2 separate regions of the Homo sapiens genome follow, and region 2 is linked to region 1. A link is an interaction called in ENCODE POLR2A ChIA-PET data of the cell type or tissue named here. Cell type or tissue: GM12878. All regions are shown on one strand.

Evidence for each region. Peaks named below come from ENCODE experiments on the same cell type or tissue, not always from the same donor. Only the 100,000 strongest peaks of a DNase experiment are listed, where the experiment ranks them.
Region 2: POLR2A ChIA-PET joins it to region 1 with 13 read pairs; 2 of 35 experiments call an interaction of 5 or more read pairs at or near these places.

What each region holds. Positions count from the first base shown.
Region 1 is chr7:121,323,700-121,326,199 of GRCh38, reverse strand. It overlaps a transcript of WNT16 not described here. Among named protein-coding and RNA genes, the nearest start is that of WNT16, 4.0 kb to the left of the region's middle. In GM12878, no CTCF peak of the experiment used is centred here; no DNase peak of the experiment used is centred here.
Region 2 is chr7:121,529,312-121,531,811 of GRCh38, reverse strand. No RefSeq gene overlaps it. Among named protein-coding and RNA genes, the nearest start is that of FAM3C, 130 kb to the right of the region's middle. In GM12878, no CTCF peak of the experiment used is centred here; DNase peaks (open chromatin) are centred at 781 and 1,331; H3K27ac peaks cover 1,583 bases.

The DNA of each region.
Region 1 (2,500 bases):
TCTGTCTCTGTCTCATTCTCCATCTTTCTCTATACAAAATTGATACTCACTTTACAGATGAGGAAATTAATTTGGGGAGATTAAGAAACTTGCTCGAGGTTACTCAAAAACAATCAACCTTTAGAGGCCCCTCCTTTTTTTTTTTTTTTTTTTTTTTTTTTGAGATGAGGTATCATTCTATTGCCCAGGTTGGAGTGTAGTGGCTCTATCATGACTCACTGCAGCCTCAACTCCCAGGCACAAGCGATCCTCACCCTCAGCCTCCTGAGTAGCTGGGACTACAAGTGTGCACCGTTATATTCAGCTGTATTTTTTATTTTGTGTAGAGACAGGGGTCTCACTATGTTGCCCAGACTGGTCTCAAATTCCTGGCTCAAACAATCCTCCTGCCTCAGCCTCCCAAACTGCTGGGATTATAGGCATGATCCATGGCACCTGGCCAAGACCCTGTTTTTTTCACTACAACATACTTCTGCATGCCTAATTCAAAACATATATATAGTGTGTGTGTATAGAGAGAGATATGTTAGGTGTTATATATATATATATGTAAAATTTTTTTTCCCTGATCAAATCCCCAAATCTTAAAACTCAGATTACCGTGTCTTTGGGTCAAAATTTTTTACTGGTGTCTATGGTTCCTTACGTCACAATTCACAGATCTCTCCATTGAAACATTGAAAAAGTTGTTTTGTTCTCCAAAAATAAACAAAACCCACCATAGGGAGGTCTTTTGAGAAGCCCCTGTGAAGAGGGTCTCCCTGAGGCAAGTGGTGAGCTGCATGGGTGCCTTTCCATCTTTCTGGCTTTGCCCTCTGTGGTTTTTGCAGGCTGAGAGGGGCAGTGGAAAGAGCACTGGGTTGGGTTGGGTAACCGGGGCTCCTGTCAGCAGGTGATGATCGTGGACTACTCATTTCAACTTTGAGTCTCAGTTTTTTCATTTGCAAAATTATCAAAATTTCTTTTTCAGATCTGAATCTCTTACTGGAGCTACCATAGGGCTGGAGGGAGGAGAGTGGTACGTGTGTGTGTGTGTGTGTGTGTGTGTGTGTGTGTGTGTGTGTGTGCGCGCGCGCACATGGTGGGGAGGGGGAAACTGCATTTGCTGGGGGACTGCAGGAGGAGGAAACCTTAGCCATTGACAGGAACTTGTCTACCTGAAAGATGGTTCAGTCCCCAAGGTGGCATAAGCCAGGGTTTTTTGGCGCCCATCTTGTCTTAATATCTCCAGCTTCACTTTTGCTTCTGGATTTCAAGGAAAATGAATCTATTTTAATTGCAGAAGTCATTTAAAATGGTTGAATTTTAAAATATAATCTTGTCAGATCACATGAAATTTTATTTGGAGAATATAAGAAGTTACAGATATTTTATCCTGACATATGAAGTTGAGGAGCTCTTTCATAATCGAATTTATGTCTATTAATATAAAGCATTCAACTCTACTCTCATCGGAGGGGATTATGCTATTTAGACTTGATGAATGAAGTAAAAGATCAATTCCAAACATGTATACAACTGCACATTTTAAATTATTGATTTCTTTCTCAGCAAGCAGGAGCTTAATTTCCTATTTATTATATTTTGATTGAAGAGACGACAAAATATTCACTGACCAGTAGAATGTGAGACCTAAAGTTTACTGTACTGTATAAACTTTTTAAGCTTCTAGTGTCCATATGCATAAAATGTTGTAAAGATCATATCATTAATCATTTAATAAACACATAAATGAGAGCTAATATTATGTCATTTCATGATCTGAGCCCAGCTGCCTAGATTTTGACTAGTGATGTTAAGAAAATCACCATATGACTGCAAGTTTGCATTGGTTACTCAAGCACCTGTAGTCTCTGGAGTCCACATAGAGGGCATACACTTAAACTCTTTTTCCTAGCTGGAGGTAAGGTGCTCTGAGCTGTATTCTGGGAAAAGGAATTAGGGAGGGGAGAGCCAGATTTCAAGCATACTCATTTCACTCAAAAGAGCTCTCTCAAGATGCTGAATCTGTGACTGTTATCATCTCCAATCCGCTGAGCCAACTGAACCAGATAAGTAGCTAGACAGCAATAAATCCCATCTTCCGCCCAAGACAGTTGTAGATTTCTAGTTGTAGAATACAGGGGAGCCTCTTCCTTCTGATAGTTTTCTCTCAGTCCCTGGGAAACTCAGCAAAAAAAGTCTGCCTGCAGAGATATGCCTTGGACTCTGCCTCTGGCAGCCCATCAGAGGACGAGACTTCTAAGGGCCCTGTTGTAAGAATTTCTGCTGCAGATCACAGAGACTTATGTGCTGGAAACTGATACCAGAAGCACCCCAGCTGGTCTTAACTCCCATGATAGAACAGAAGACCAGAGGTGACTTTTTACATAACTGGGTCCCCATCCATTCTATTTTAAATTCCACCTGGATGCTACAAGTGTGGAACAGAGCACAGGCTTGTGACCACTGGCTCTTAGGAGGGGGTGGAGAATGGCATTCTGGATAGCCTGCTGTCCTT
Region 2 (2,500 bases), 210 kb before region 1:
CACGACACAGTAAAAAAAATCTTTAATTTATATGAGTCAGACTTGAAGTCTCTTATGTGCAAAGCTGTGCTGAAAAGACATGTCGTAGGGACAGTTCTACAACCCCACCTTTCTTCCCTTGCCGCTACATGCCTGTCTTCCTGCTTAATCCTGCTGCCATGTAAAAACAGCTGCCTCTCACTTGTCCCCCACTTGACCTTATTTTATCTGATGCTTTAAAATCCCATTTCACGCAGTCAAAGCTAGCAAAGAAGATAAAGCAGGATTTAGAAGAAGATGGATAATAGAAGGGAAAGGAAGAAAAGCTTTCCTGTGATAAAAATCTGGAAATCTAACCACCAAATTGTAACGTAATTTATATGGGAAAATTCATTTTTGTTTTCTACACAACCAGAACATCAATAAAACACTTTGAAAGGTAACCTGTTTGTAAATTGAGGAACTTCTATGCTTATACTTCCACATGGAGGCATGAAGACTGAGTCACAACGGCAAAAAAAAAAAAAAAACTCCTCAAGATTGATACTTAGACCCATTTAGCAAGGAGGCCTTCTTTTTCTTGAAAATAAATATTATATTGAATTCCATTTACGTATAGTTAATGCTGGCCAGTTTGTGGAGATTGTGGAAAAGCAAAAAAAAAAAAAAAAATGTTAGCACAGGCTTCAAGGGACAATTCTAAAGACCTTCAAGACAGTGACTTCAAGTAGCTTTTTTCCCTCATCTATCACTGACACAAAAATATGTGAAACAGATGGTGGTTCTTGGCTATATATAGTTTTTGTTGAAACTTGTTAAAAACAGTTTGGATCATGATTAAGAAATCTTACCACCTCTTAGCTGAAACATACCCCAAGGTTTTTCTTAGAAGGTGTTAGAAAGGCAGCTGATGATTATAGTCAATGTTTCCTTCTTCTACAAATAAAAAAAAATCTAAAACCACCAATGGCCTTCTGGATACAAGCAAATAAATACACAAAATCAAAGACAACTGGGAGATGTTCATAACTAGTCTAGTTTTTTTATTGAATAAACAGCTGTACTTTGGGTTATTGACATACATATACATTATATGAACTCTTACTTTGACTTAACTTTTTTCTTGCATGAGTCATTGTAGTCATTAGACTGTTTACTGTTTCCTGTTTTGCCCTCCTGGGTGCTGAGTAGATTGACACGTCTTTGCTCCCTTGTGTTTGAATGGGGCTGTGTGATTCATTTGAGCCAGAGAGTTGTGAACAGTGTGTGGTGTGGCTCCCCTGGGCCTGTGCACTTAAGTACCAATGCCAGACCGCAAAAAATTTTTTGTTCCTTTGTCACATTAACCAGAAACAAGTAAGATAGTGGCCACTCTTGCAGCTGAGTTCCTTGACTGACCACAAGAAGCAAAGTTTCATTACCGAACTGTCGTGGACATGCATCAGGAGTGAGAAATAAAGCTGTATTGTTTTAAGCCCTGAAAGTTTTTAGTTTGTTTATTACTGTAGTGTAATCTAGCTTACCCTGACTGATACAGATCATGCTGAAGTCACTGGCAATAAAGCAACAGCCAATGACTTGCCAATGGAAAGGCAGAGAAAAGGAAGGTCTATTCCCAGAGAGAGCATTGCTTTTTCCACGTGAAACAGGACAAAAAAGCAAACAAACAACAAAACAAAAAACAAGTATTCCCAGGCATATATCTGCAATGCTACAGCTGTCCTTTAAGAATGACTCTCTTAATTATGCTCTCGTGATTGCCAAAACATAGAAGCCACTGGAACGAATTTGAGTAAAAAGGATTATGGGATCATTAGGATCTCATAAGTGAAGAAAATCTTAGGAGGTGGAGGAAAAAAACATTAAAAGAAAAACACGTAAGAAAATTAGAGAACCAGTTCAGGAAGTTGACTGGGATTTCTACAAGAAAGAAAAATGAAGGAGATAAATTAGGAATTAAATATAGTTTTCTAGAAATGAAGTTTTTAAAATTTCAGATTGAAAAAAATCCACTGAATTCTCTGCATAAAGATTGAAACCTAACAAGATACACCATGCTGAAATATCAGAATACTGGTGACCACGAGAGGATTCTAAAAAGTCTAGGAGAAACAGGGGTAGGAAGAAAGAAACTGAGAGAGAGGAAAAAGAAAGAAAGGAATGAAGGAAGGAGAAGAGAGAAAGGGAGAAGAAGAGAGGGAGGGAGGAAGGATGGAAGGAAAAAAGAAAGGAAGGAAGGAAGGAAGGAAGATTTCTGACAAAGCATCAATAATCATAATGCATTCTGTATTAGGATGGCATTAGGTGTTGTGTAAAATAGAATCAAACTATAAAATAGCTCAAACATATTAGTTTATTTCTTGTTCAGGTAAAAATCCAAAGTTTCTAGTTAATGGGCAGTTTTTATTTAGTACATCAGGGACTAAGGAACTTTCTTATATTGGGGGTTTCTGTTCTCTAGAATGTCATTATCACCACATTCAGCTGGAAAAATGGTGGGGGGAAGTATGTAGGAAACGTA